Regions from separate parts of the Homo sapiens genome. Here region 1 is linked to region 2. The links are chromatin contacts, found by Hi-C or POLR2A ChIA-PET in ENCODE. All regions are on one chromosome and are shown on one strand. Each heading gives the region's core, a stretch centred on a gene start or an enhancer-like site at or near the end of the contact. The rest is flanking DNA. Distances are from core to core; before and after follow the strand shown.

Evidence for each region. A loop is a pair of places that touch in the nucleus more often than their neighbours do. ChIA-PET counts read pairs that join two places held with the same protein, here RNA polymerase II (POLR2A). Pooled maps may share reads with other maps.
Region 1: a loop to region 2 is called in a pooled map, with 2.0 times the contacts of the local background. The contact joins two enhancer-like sites. A Hi-C loop is called at or near these places in 1 of 50 pooled maps. POLR2A ChIA-PET finds 5 or more read pairs at or near these places in 4 of 52 experiments (CD8-positive, alpha-beta memory T cell, H1, PC-3 and 1 more).

Annotation. Positions count from the first base shown.
Region 1 is chr1:204,460,249-204,467,265 of GRCh38, reverse strand. PIK3C2B (phosphatidylinositol-4-phosphate 3-kinase catalytic subunit type 2 beta) reads left to right here. Exons shown (of 33, transcript NM_001377334.1): 3 at 1,947-2,047; 4 at 2,662-2,816; 5 at 3,134-3,254; 6 at 6,605-6,716; 7 at 6,863-6,942. Among named protein-coding and RNA genes, the nearest start is that of PIK3C2B, 31 kb to the left of the region's middle. RefSeq lists a silencer at 4,771-5,065. Within about 2 kb of position 5,510, at least 15 of the 41 ENCODE cell types and tissues checked have a DNase peak (open chromatin) inside an H3K27ac peak, as active enhancers do.
Region 2 is chr1:204,360,422-204,367,315 of GRCh38, reverse strand. It overlaps a transcript of PLEKHA6 not described here. Among named protein-coding and RNA genes, the nearest start is that of PLEKHA6, 3.9 kb to the right of the region's middle. RefSeq lists an enhancer at 3,958-4,511. Within about 2 kb of position 3,660, at least 25 of the 41 ENCODE cell types and tissues checked have a DNase peak (open chromatin) inside an H3K27ac peak, as active enhancers do.

The DNA.
Region 1 (7,017 bases), core at 4,261-6,760, 98 kb before region 2:
TCCTGTTCCCAGCTCTGAGTTCCTCACACCCAGCTGGGCCTGCTCACTGAGTCAGGGCACCCTGGTAGGTGGTCACCTCTGTCACTCCTTCTCTCTCCTGCCTCCCCTACTCCCTCACCCTTCCCCATCCCCTGCATGTCATCAGAGTTCTGAGACAGAGCTCAGCCCAGAATCTCCTTGAAGAAGCGGACACAAAGCAAAAAGCTCTTGCCAGTTCTGAGTGGGGAAATGCGGCCTTGGTCCTCCCCGGCTCAGCTTGTTGCAGGGGCTCAGCCTGCTGGGAGGGGGGACCCCTTGGGCCCTCGGCCTATACCACCGCCCCGCTTTCGTCGGGCTTCCAGCCAGAGGGAACCTCCTTATCCCAGGCCAGCGGAGCCAGCTCTGGAACTGGCTGGCTCCAAATGCCAGCCTGATACCCCTGCTGCCAGCCTCTGCCCGGCAGACTCCCCCAGCCAGCATCGGGTGATGCCACCAGGGCCTGCCAGCTGGGCAAACGTAAGTGGCTTTTGTTTTCTTATGGTGCCAGTGAGTGGTACAGAAAGGACATGAGAGTGGCCTTCAGTGACCACTCTGTTCTCTCCCTCTCTTGCCTTCTCTTCCCTCCCCCCACTGTCTCTCTCTCTTTCTCTTTTTCTTCCTCTCTCTCTCCTTTCTCTTGTGGGTTAATTGCTGACAGTGGTGCTATTGTTTTGACTGGGACACAGGCACGAACTTGGCAGAGCCAGGGCCTCACATGCCAACTGTCCCCACTGCTGCCCTCCCCTCTGTGCACCCCCACCCCCCGCCGCCCATGCACACCCAGGGGAGCAAGCCTAACAAGAGAGGGTCAACCAGAGGAAACAGTCTGGATATTCAAATGAGGAGCTCAGTTGCTGTCATCTGCCCCAAGAGGCAGAGAGGACTTGAGAGTAGCCAAGAGGTTGGGTGAGAGATGTGAGGCGTTGCTATGTGCACAGGCCGGAGCTAGACTCCCGCCAGAAACAGCTGTTGGAACCACATGCCGGCCTTATCTCCATCTGAGCTGAAGCCTCGTCCCTGGTGTGGCCTCCCAGGCTGCCCTGAGCAGACCCCTCAGGCAGAAACCTGTCATGCACCAGCTCTCCCTCCCCCTCACTTCCTTCTCCCTAGGGCTGGGCTACAGGCCTTGCTAGGGGCTTCTTTAGGAACCCTCCTGGGTGACTGAAAGCAGCTCTGGGATGGGAGACCGTTTGGGACCTTGTCTGAGAATCCTACCACCACACACGTATTTTGAGAGAGGAAGTGGGGCCAAGGCAGGCTCCCTGACATTCCGGCCGTTCAGAGCCGGCTGACTCGGAAGCCAGAGGAGCCAAGCTTCTACCAGGTCCTCCCCTGCCCAGACCACTGCTTTGACGCTTTCTTCCTCAAATAGCATTTACCCAGAAGGCACATGTGTCTGAGTCATCTCCTCTATCTAAGGGTTCTGGGTCTCTCTCTGCTTTGGGTCCATGGGGCTTGTGGATATTGAGGCTTTAGACCAGGGCCAAGCTTCCCTGGGCACCATTTGGGCCGCCCACCTGCTCTAGCCTCAGTAGAGGGGCTGGGAAAAACAGCTGTCTGCTCTGCTCCCTGTCACGCCTCTGGGAGAATCCCCCGGAAAGCCCGTGTTGCAGGAGAGGCCCAACAGCACTGGATTGCCTTACTGGCTGCCTCACGCTTATCAGACTGTCCCCTCCTGAAGTGGCTTTGGCCACACTCTTGTCCATCTCAGCCAGAGCTTCGCCTCCTTCTTCAACTTGGCTCCTGGTCTCCTAGGACAGCAGATACATGTATTCCCGGATGTCCCATATGTTCTTGTGCCCCTTTCATTGGATGTCGAGTGACTAGAAAGTCTTTTCATCTAGAGTTTGAGTTTAGGTCTGGAGTACCTCATAGGGAGGGGACACCACGAGGAAAAAGGCACTGAGTCGTCTGCTCTTCTCTTAAAGGTGGGCTCCCGGCCCCACACTGTTGCCAATGGCCATGAGTTGTTTGAGGTCTCAGAAGAGAGAGATGAGGAGGTTGCTGCATTTTGCCACATGCTGGATATGTAAGAGTTAAAGAATGGGGTGGGATTTGGGAGGGCTATGGGGGATGGGGAGGGGGGCCATCCATTTCCAAACTTTCTTTAGGAGGGAAGAAGCACCATAATAAGTAAATCTCAGTTCATAGCTATGAAAATGCTTCCTACAACAAGTGTCTGCAGGGTTTTTGAAATCTTAGAAGTCTCACATTTTTAGCAAAATTCATGAAACCTCCATTGAATGGTCAAAGTATCCTGATCACTCTAGAGTCTGACCCTCAGTTGCCCTTAAGAGCAAATGCACCCCAGCTGGCGATAAGAGTGTTATCTGGAACTAAAAGAGAAAGGAAATGGATTCATAAAAAATTTTCCATTAAACTTAGCATGGAAAGCTTTGTCATTTTAGAACTATTTGTACTGTTCAATGGTGGGAAACATTTTGCAATTATAAGAGAAGTGTCAAGAAGGGGGTTTCTCAGAGCTGCTACCCCACTGCCCCCATCCTGGCCTGCAAATTTGGAGGGCTGGGCTGAGTGGGGACAGAGGGGCTCTTGAGCCTCAGAGCATGAGGTTCCCAACAGATGTCTTCTTGACTACTCTCTTCTAAAGGCACAGTGAGGGTTTTTTTTCTTCCTGTACAGCCTTCGATCTGGCTCTGACATCCAAGACTACTTCCTCACTGGCTATGTCTGGAGTGCTGTCACCCCTAGCCCAGAGCACCTCGGGGATGAGGTCAACCTGAAGGTGACTGTGTTGTGTGACAGGCTTCAAGAGGCACTCACTTTCACCTGCAACTGTAAGTTAGTGAGGGGGGAGAGGATGTGAGCATCCCTTGAAGTGGGGTGGGGATGACTGTGTTTTGACTCGATTTCCACCTCATCTTGTGGCCCAGATGAAGGGCAGTGAGGATGCTCCTTTGGGGGTGAGGGGCTGGCTATGGGGCCAGCATTCTAGTACAGTCACTTTCCTCAACTCTGAACTACTTGCCTGCTTTATCTGGTTGGTGATGGTGCTGGAGAATACTTAGCTGGAAAGGGGGATCAGGGTGGGGAAACTGAGACCCATCTGCCTTGACATCCATCATGATTGCTCCCCCTACCTTACCCTTCACAGGTTCCTCCACTGTAGACTTGCTTATCTACCAGACCCTGTGCTACACCCATGATGACCTGAGGAATGTGGACGTGGGTGACTTTGTGCTAAAGCCCTGCGGGCTGGAGGAGTTCCTGCAGAAGTGAGTGAATGGGTGGGAGGTAGCCCCTGCCTTCCTGGTAGTAAGATTGTGAGGGGGCTTCATGGGATTGGTGCTGGGACCGGCCTGGCAGCTCCGCCCCAATCCCACAGTCAAGACTCCTGCTTTCTGGGCACACTCTCGGCCACGTAGCACTTTCCCCAGGAGCTCTGTCTTCCAGCAGGGTTGGCTGACGTCCTGAGCCAAGTCTGCTGTGGAAAGAGCTTGGAGCTGGGATTAGGCAAAGACTAGGTCATATCTGCTTGCAGATTCTGCTTATGGAGAGATGTGTGTATTTGTGGGGAGGGGTGGGCTTGGGGAGACTATATGGGTAGTGCTGTATCTCCTGCTCTAGATTATGTGTGGTGTTTTTATGGCTGGGGCAAAATGAGGACTGGGCAGAAGTTCCCTTGTGGAGCCCAGGGGAGAAATTACAATTACTGTCTCTCCCCATTCTCCTGCCAACAAGTCTTTTCCCCAGCTGGCCCGTGCAGCTAGTTATCCTCCTCCCAAAGGCGTGCCTCCAGCTCCTCTCCATCCAGTGCCCTCTCTGGAAAGCAGCCTCCCTGGAAAGTCTGATGTGGACCAGCTGAGGCAACCCCCTTTCCACTACCCTGGGCTCTGGAGGGCTGCAGTGGAAGAGAGGCAGGGGCAAGGTTATCACTTCTCAGATGGTACAGCTGTGTGACAGCAGACAGATAAGATCTGCTTTCCTCTCTTAGGCTTCAGAGCCGCTCCTGCCCCCAGTCTCTGTCCACTTGGAGGAAGCACGTTTTGGGAATAGAGAAAGGAGAGACCTGTGTCTCACTTCTTAGGAGTGCCCTATAAGTGCCACTGCTTGCTTTTTCTCTCTCTTACATTCAGGTCTAGATGCAAGGATGGTTGATCTATGTCTAGAGCATAAGATTTGGCAGTCAGGATGGAAGATTCATTTCTGGACTTCTTTCTTTTTTTGAGACAGAGTCTCACTCTGTCGTGCAGGCTGGAGTGCTGTGGCGCCATCTCACTCAGCTCACTGCAACCTCCGTCTCCCAGGCTCAAGCGATTCTCATGCCTCAGCCTCCTGAGTAGCTGGGATTACAGGCATAAGCACCACCACGCCCGGCTAATTTTTGTATTTTTTAATAGAGACTGGGTTTCACCATGTTGGCCAGGCTGGTCTCGAACTCCTGACCTCGGGTGATCTGCCCGCCTTGGCCTCCCAAAGTGCTGGGATTACAGGTGTGAGCCACTGTGCCCAGCTATCTGGGCTTATTTCAAATTTAAGGATATTGTGGGGTCCTTTCTGGCCTCTGCCTCCTCATCTCGAAGCTAAGGGAAAGGAAAGAGGCAGGGTTCTGTATGGTACAACTCCAGGGTACCCTTCAAATGTGCCCCACCTTTAAACTCACTTATGTACACACTTTTCCCCTAGAGGAACAGGAGGGGTCCTAGACTCAGGGTTGCCTGGCAGAGAGAGTGCCAGGTGGCCTGCCACTGTTAGAAGGGAAAAAGGGGACATAGTGGATAAGTTGGAGCTCCTGCTGACGCCATTACACAGGTTTGAATTCGGACTTGCCACTTACTAGTTGTGAAGGCTGATTGATGCTCAGGGCCCTCTGTAAGCTGCAGTGAGGGTGAAATGTGAGAATGACCTGTGAGCAATCAGTAAATACCAGCAGGGAAGGAGCAGCCCACGGAGAGAAGTCCTAGGGCTCTGGGCTGCACAGATACTGCCATTTCCCTTGCAGCACCCCAAATCCTGGAGCCCCTGGGTCCGGAGGTAGTGGGAGCTGTCAAGTTCTACCTTCCTGCTAAGACTCAGGTGAAATATTCTTAGTGAGGTGGGACAGGGTCAGCGGTCCTCAGATCACACCCCTCATACTCTCACTTGAATGCACAGAGAGGAAGGCCTTCCACAGAGAAGATCAAGCAAGTCCCCAGGGGACCTGTGTGCATGACTCCTGGCCTAGGAGCCCCACTCCCACCCAACAGAAAAGCACAATGCTGTCTCCTGGCCCAGCCCCCAGACCCCCAACACATGACAACTGCCTGGGATGGGGGTGGAAAGGACGCTCCGGGGGTTCCAGAAATCTGCTAGTTCCCAAGGAAGCCCTGAGATTTTCTACCCCTGCCTGGCAGGAGGGGCTGATACTGAGGGGGTGAGTGGGTTCAGGATGCAGGCTGCTCTCAGATAAGAACCTTGAGGCAGTCCCGTGGGAGGGTTGGGTTTCCTGCCACCTCCCCCAGCCCCACCACACTCTTCCTTCCTCCCAGGCTCTCCCACCAGGCCCAGCCCCACAGCCCAGCCTCACCACCTCCAGGTTTTGGCTGCACTTCAGTCTTAGATCTGAGAGGGTCTAGATCGGAGATTTGGTCCTCTCAGGATGTGGAGAACCCCTCACTCGAGCCCTCATGGGACCTAGACGACCCTGGGCCCTGCACCTCCGCCAGCTTTTACATATACTGCCCCCCTTATGCTCCTGTCCTCTCCTCTCCATTTCTGGCCTAGATTCCCAGCTCTGCTGAGGAAGGAAGTCCTTTTCCGGCTTCTGTTACCCAGCTGCTGAGGCCAGGCCCAGGCCTGCAGTGCTGGCCTGGAGGTAGTTCTCCCTCTGCCCCTCCTCTTGGGTTTCCTTGCTGTTGAAGGTGTGATTTGGGAGAGAGGAAGAGGTTGGATCGCCGAGGGCTCCTAGGCCTTCTCTCTGAAAGGGGGAGTCTCACACATGGGTGCTTGAGCAGGTGGGACTGGCATGCATTTGGGACTTTTCAAGAAGTCATAGAAATTTGTAAGGTTATTCACAAGCAGGCAGGGCCAACAGATGGAAGGCAGAAAAAGAAGTTGGGTGGGGACACTGATCTGGAGGCTTGGTAGGCTTGCCCCAAGTTTTTTTGGCCTCAGCACCCTAGTTGGTAGCATTGGAAGAGGGGTCTCTCGCTGAGCTCCCACCCTGGAGCCTGAGCACAGGTGGACTCCAACATGTCTCTTCCTGGTTGTCCCCTATACAGAGGCCCAGAAGATAGGGCTTCAGCAACTGCTCCCTGTGATGTGCCTCTGTTTCCCCGCTCTCTCCAACAGTTCCCAGCCCTGGAGTGAACCAGTGATTACCACACGGGTAATAAATATCTAAGAGAGTCAATATTTATACCGGCCAAGGATTAAGTATATTAGGTGGCTTTTGTTTAGATAGACCTCTGTTCCTTCTCCTAAGCTCTACCGTGTCATTTTCTAGGAGCCAAAGTAGGGTACAACACGGGTACTACCCCCTTACCTAAACCTTCTTTCTGTATGTCTCTCCCCAAGGCTAAGGTATGTATCTCCCTTGCCACTGAGTCCCCAGGATGCTAATGGTCTTGTCCCTCTACCCTACCAGCAAGCATGCCTTGGGCAGTCATGAGTACATCCAATACTGCCGCAAGTTTGACATTGACATTCGGCTACAGCTGATGGAGCAGAAGGTTGTGCGCAGTGACCTGGCCCGGACGGTTCGTGTGAGGGTGGTGGAGGGTTGCCCAGGGCTGGGGAGGTGGAATGGGAATACAATATAGAACACATCAGGTGGGAGGGGGGTAGGAGTGCTGAGCTGAGATAAGGGCACCGCCCCTCTCTGAATAGGTCACTTCTTATACAGGTGAATGATGACCAGAGCCCCTCCACCTTGAACTACCTCGTCCATCTCCAAGAGAGGCCTGTCAAGCAGACCATCAGCAGGTGAGTGTGGGCACCATCTTGGATGTGCTCCAAACAAGAACTGTGCAGGGATCCCATCAGATGTGCCTGCTTGCC
Region 2 (6,894 bases), core at 2,411-4,910:
TGGGGGTGGTTTGTGTGGGCGGAGATGCCCTATTTTCCTCCTAGGAGTTGGTCAGGCCCCTCTGTGGGCTGGGGAGCCCTTATTTCCTGCCGTGGCTAAAGGTGTGCCTTGGGAAGTTGCCCTGGACTTAATCTTGGAAGCAGAAGACAGAGCTCTTTGGGCTGGGGTGGTGCATGAGCTACCCAGTTGAACTCACTTCTCTCTGCCTTGGCCTGGGTCTCTCCATCTGGTTTCATTCGCAAGGGTGAGGCTCAGCGTGCCCAGGCCTGTGGGCCTCACCTTCTGGTCTGGCCTCAGATTCTGCAGGGATGGTGAAGCGCCTCTGCCCAGCCTCCTGGGGCAATGGCACCACCAGAGGGAGCCCCAGTCTAGCCAGGGCAGGGAGGACCCTTGTCTCATCCCCTTTCCGTCCCTCTCTGCTTTGAAATCCTCATCCATCTGTACTAGGAGGGGTTACGTTTCCAATCCCCCACCGCCAAGATCTGCCAGCACTTAGATCTGCCACCATCTACCACCTACATCAGCTTAGCCGCTAACCTATTTTTTCTTTTTTTTAAGATAGGGTCTCACTCTGTCACCCAGGCTGGAGTGCAGTGGTGCGATCTCAGTTCACTGCAATTTCCATCTCCGGGGTTCAAGAGATTCTCGTGCCTCTGCCTCCTGAGTAGCTGGGACTACAGGTGCCCACCACCATGCCTGGCTAATTTTTGTATTTTTGGTCAAGATGGGGTTTTGTCATGTTGGCCAGGCTGGTCTCGAACACCTGGCCTCCAGGGATCCATCCACCTTGGCCTCCCAAAGTGCTGGGATTACAGGCGTGAGCCACCATGCCTGGGCCTGTTAACCATATTCTTAAAGCGAAAGCAAATTTTTCTTTTCTTTCTTTTCTTCTTTTTCTTTTTCTTTTGTTCCTCCTCCTTCTCCTCCTCCTCTTTCTCCTCTTCTTCCTGCTCTTCCTCCTTCTTCGTCTTCCTTTCAAAGTATCTGTTCTGGAAATTATTCTAATATCACATGACAGTTATAGACTGAATTTTTCCTGTTTGGACCCAAATGCTTCTTGCTTCAGTTAAGAATTGTGAATTGTTTCTTCTTTTCTCCCTCTTGCAGATACCATCTTCATATTCCTTTTGGTACATGGCTCTAGAGATTGTTCACTAAACACTTTCACATGTATTACGGCATCTCACCAGTCCCTAGAAACGTACCTGTCCACCTCTCTGACCTCGTGTCCCATGACTGGCTGGCTGTGCTGCCATCTTTCCTTCCCACCATCATGTCAAACCCATTCCCACCTCAGAGCCTTGGCGCTTGCTGTTCCCCCTGCCTGGGAGCACTGTCCTCCCATTTCCACACACCTGGTTCCGACTTCTCGATTAGCCCATGTCACCTCCTCAGAGAGGCCATGCCTGACTGCTCTGCCTGAATTCCCCCACCCCTCCACACTCTTACTCTTACTTTTCTTCACAGCACCTGGCACTACCTGAAACACGTTTGTTTATGTATCTGTTTGGTTATGTATTTCTGGTCCCCCCACTGCTGTGTAAGTCCTGGGAGCAGATTCTGGCTATTGTGTTTTTCACTCCCTCCTAGAACCTTTCTGGTGCATGATAGCAATCCAGTATTTCCTGAAATGAATGCATGCATGATAAACATTGGGAGACAAACAACACAGGCATAATTGATTTCTGCTTCAGCTACCAGCCCAGAGCTTTCTTCTGAGCTCCCTCAATTCATTGTGTCCAGACTTGAAGTCATTGCTTCTCTGTGCCGGTTCCATCTTTTCTAGAAATACCAGCAAAGCAGAGCCCTCGGAGATACCCTCAACCTTTCCCGCTCTCATGCCTCCCCCATGGGTCCTGTCAATTCTCCTCCCAAATATCTCTCAACCCACCCACTTCTCGATATCTCCATAGCCATGGCCTGAGTTCAGGCCCACATGGACTCTCACTTCCATTATTGTAGAAGCTTTCCAACTGATCTTCCTGCCTCCAGGCCATAATGCTGCAAGAGTGCTTTCTTTCTAGAATTCAAATTTGGTCATATTATTCTCCATTAAAAACTTTGCATGTTACCCGTCACTTACAGGATAAAATCTAAATTCCCTATCTGGGCACGTAAAGGGCATCATAGTCTCGCTCCCGCCCCCCTTCCCAGCCTCACCTCCCACACTCCCCACCTGGCTCTTTAGCCCTCTCCTCTAGCCCTGCCAAATCACTTGTGGTTCCCTCAACATTCGCTTCCCTTTCATGCTTCCGGGGCTTTGTAGGTGCCAATCTCTCCTCATGTGGCTCATGCCCACCTGAGAACACTTGTTCTTCCTTCAAGCCCTGCCCATGATGTCACTTCTTCAGGGATGTGTCCGTGTATGGTAGTTATTTGCTTATACTTGTGTCATTTTCCACTAGATTAGTAACTCTCCAACTGGAGCGTGTATCACAATCACTGGAGGGTTTGTTGGAGCACAGATGGCTGGGCCCTACCCCTAGAGTTTCGGATTCAGAGGGTCTAGAATTTGCACTTCCAACACATTCTCAGGTTATGCTGCTGTGGCTGCTCTGGGGCCCACACTTCGAGAACCAGTAGCCTAGACTGAAAACTCATCAAGGGCAGGGGCAACACAGGGGGGTCGTAAAGTCCGGAGACACAGGCAATATTGTTTAATTATCAACCAGCCATGAATTCTGTGTTCACATACATTTCCAGACCTGGTGGTCATTCTGTATATCATAGCAGCAGCCGCCACTCTAGGAGCTAAGTGCTTTATGACATTATCTCATTTATTCCTCACCGCACCTTTATGAGGAGGTTCTATCATCCCGCTTTTAGCAAATAATGGGAAAACTGGTTCTTCGTATGTATTACTCAATGTCACAAAGCTTGTATTAATAGAAAGCAAGCGGGAAGGCGGCCTCATGTGTGCCTGATTTCACAGGCTTTGCTCTTAGCATGATGGCACGGCTGCTTCCCAGCATCCTTGGCACCTTGCTTGGACAAACGAAGTGCTCAGTAAGTTCTTGCTGAATGAGTGAGTGAATGAATGAACGACTGGCTCACCGTTCGTTCCTATTTTCACAGTTCCCACAAAGGTTTATGACATTTGGTTGGTGGATGAGTTAGAAACTCAAACGACTTCAGACATGGATTCCAAGTAATAATAAGAGCCAGACAACCGGAGGAGTTATTTTGTTTCTTTTAGTGTGGATGAGGGAGGGAAATTTCAATGAGCAAATATTGACATTTGCCCAGGAGCAGACAAATGTGTTAATTGTGTGTCAAAAAGCTCTTTCTTTCAGGGTATTTAGGAAGTGACTCTCATGGTATCCACAACAGACGTTTTGCTCGAGTGTGCGTGTGGTTTTGAAGGTGTCATTTACTGGGAAGAGTGGTGGGAGGAGGAGAGAACAAGCGAAAGGTTAAAACGTGGGAGAAACGCACTGCAAGCCTGTATGCACTTACCGCAAGAATCCACAAGAGGGCTCCAGAGCACACATGATGGCCCCACAAGGCTTTCAGGGGGTTTGCTCACAGCGTCTCCCCAGGCTGAAGGCGCCTTCTCGGAGGTGACAGGGCCACCTTTCCCATCCCCTGCCACCTCCCAGCCATAGTGGGTCTGGTAGCTGTCTTTCTGATGCTTAAAGATCTAGCTATGTAACACCCATTCCTGCCCAACAGGAAGTGTTCCCCCGCCCCCTTGTCTCCCTCCTCCGCGTTCCTGCGGAAGCCGCCGCCGGTGAAACTGGCCAGTTCTGTCCCCAAGGGTGCCTCTCTCCTTCCCCAAGGTTGACAGGGAGGGAGACGTGGCAGGACGCTTTCTGCAGAGCCACACCCCTGATAACCCGGTTCCCAAGCTGGGCCCCTGCGGCTCCTCCACCGAGGGAACCCCACCCAGCCGTTGGTCTTCCTTGTTCTGTTCTGGAAGCTTCCTCCAGGAAGGTGCGAGAATGTGCAGGCAGGCAGTCCACCCACGGCCCTGGCGCGCCTACGGGCTGCTCAGCGCTTCTTGAGGGGTTGCAGGGAGGCAGAGATCAGAAGCCCAGGTCTCTGCCCCGCGTGCTTCCAGGCTGGGCAGTGAGACCCCGGTGAGCCTCCAAGGCTGTGCTGGGTCTCTGGGATTCATCAGTACAGACCCCAACCCGAACTGCGAGACCCCGGAGGAGGGGCCCTGGGAGGGGCGGGGGAGCCACCAAAAGCAGTTCTGTTGTCTCCAGAAGGCAGACAGGACAGAGCACAGGAGTGCTGGGGCAGCAGTTCTGGTACAGTGACCCCACTAGCTCTAGGCTTAGAAAGGCAGATAACACCCCAGAACAGTAAAGAAGGAGGCGGCCGAGGAGAAAAGGTAGTGAATGTGCTGGGCTTCAAAGAAGCCCATTTGCAGGTGAGGAAAACAGGCTGGATAGTCAAGTAATTTGTTCAGTCAGTGAGTTACTCAGGGATGGAGCTGGGCTTCCAAGTCACACAGGTTATCGTTAGCCAGGCATGGTGGCTCACACCTGTAAGTCCCAGCAACTCAGTAGGCTGAGGCAGGAGGATTGCTTGAGCCTGGGAGATGGAGACCAATCTGGGCAACATAGCAAGACTCTGTCTGTAAAACAAACTAAAAAATTAGCTGCATGTGGTGGTGTGTACCTGCAGTACCAGCTACTTGGGAGGCTGAGGAGGGAGGATTGCTAAAGCCCAGGTAGAGGTGGAGGCTGCAGTGAGCTAGTTCATCCCACGGAGCTCCCTTTGCTGCCCCTAGTTGGCATGTTCTGCGAGGAAGAGAGACCCATGTGGATGCAGTTCCACTGAATGGGCAGTGAGCCAGTCAAGTTAGTGGCCACCAAGACTGTATGGTAGGGAGTGGGGATGGCACCAGAAAGGTGGGGAGGACCCGTGTGTTTGGAGACCATGAGTAGGTGCCTGGGAAGCTTGGACTTGATCCTCTGAGCAATGGGGACCAGTGATTGTAGAGCAGAGGAGAGACGGGATCGCAGAGGTGCTTTCTGTGGAATCCTCCCTCCCTCACGCCACCTCACGCCTTCCCCATTGGAGTTGTTTAGGTGAGGCTTGCTTCTCCTCTTCTGGGCTCGCAGAGCAAGAACTTAGATTTGGCAAAGGGAATTTATTATCTCTGGTCCATCCGCCTCACCTGTCCTTGCTGTAGCTCTAAGATCTTCATGCTACCACATCTCTTCCGCCTTGGTCCCCCAGCTAAAGGCATGCACCCCACACCGACCCTCCCTTTGGCTTCTCATGCCCCTGAAGCTACTCAGATCCCCCAGAAACATTCACATGTCTGGCTCAGGCTTCTCGAAGGATCCGTGGGACTCGTCTGCGGCCCTTGCCCTCTGCCTGCCAGAGAGGAAACCCGCCCAGCAGGCCCATCTGTTGGTCGCCTGCCTTTTCCAGCTGCCTGAGGATTGTGGGGGCTTGGGCTGGGGTCTCTGTCCCCCTCCCCGGCCTCCCTCTGGGATGCTGTAATCTCTTGCCTCCACTCCTTTCCTCCACTGGCTCCGCAGGGTCAGAGACCCCCAAGAGCCCCTCATCTTGGCTGACTGAAAGCAGACTCTCCCCCTGCCTGCACCTGGCAGCCTTGCCAAGTCCTGGAGAGCCAGGGCAGGTGAGTTGGGCTTGATCGGTCCTGCCTGGCACTGGGCCCTCATCCACAACTTGTCTGCCCCTTCAGCAGAGCAGCTTTCCTATAGCCAATGCAGGGCTGGCCTGACATCTCAGCTGGGCAGGGGAACAGTGGGAGGTGACCAAGAGTCCCCCTCCCCAAGAGTGCTGCTGAGCTGCGCCTGCTGCCCTAACCCCAGATTCCTGGCTCCAGCCTGGCCTGCCCTGGGGTGGGAAAGACAGTCCCTTCAGTAGCTCTCTAGGTCCCTGTCTTCCTCCAATGCTGTGGTGTGTGTGAGTGGGGTGTGGAGCCACAGCCTTCACACCAACCAGCCAGGTTCCTCCCAGGCCCTGGGAGGGAAGTCTGTGCTCCTGTTCCTTCCGTTGCACATTCCTTTACAGATAAGGGCTTCAGTTGGTAAAAATGATATATGTACTCAGATCACACTAAGAGAGACCCACTTGTATTGGAGTCAAGAGGCTTAATTTTTTGATCAAGTTGTTCTAATAATAAACAAAAAATGCAATCACCAGGTGAGTGGGGCCTTGCAGACACCCTTTCTCTAGCTCCTGCTTCTTGACATATTTCTCTATTCAGAAGTGACTCCAGAAGCTCATCTGGTTCAGTCCCCAGTTTCCAGGTTTAAGGGGCAGATGGGACTGAGACCAGCGAGCCTGCCTGGAGGTTGAGGTGGGAATCTTTTGGTTTTTTCCATCTTTCTGATCCTGTTTATGAAATCAGTGTTTTTATTACACTTGCCCATTGTCACAGAGAATCCGTGGATAGAGGAAAACTGAGAGAGATGTGGATAAAGGGAAACTGAGGCAGAAAGCAATCTTTGTCTAAGCAGAAACAGAGCTACGACCCTATTGTCTGAAGTCCTTCCTTCTGCCTCTGATCCTGAATAATACAGAACCCAGGTACCCCGTAGCTTGGCTAGCATCCTTGCTCAGGGTTATCAAGACCGATTTGGGCAGGAGCTAGAGAAAGGGTTTCTGCAAGGCCCCACTCACCTGATAATTGCATTTTTTGTTTATTATTAGAACAACTTGATTAAAAAATTAAGCCTCTCGACTCCAATACAAGTGGGTCTGTCTTAGTGTGATCTGAGTACCTATATCATTTTTACCAACTGAAGCCCTTATCTGTAAAGGAATGTGCAACGGAAGGAACAGGAGCACAGACTTCCCTCCCAGGGCCTGGGAGGAGCCTGGCTGGTTGGTGTGGGGGCAGTGGCTCCACAACCCACTCACACCCCACTCATCCTGGCATCTCATAGTGGCCCCCAACCCTCTCCA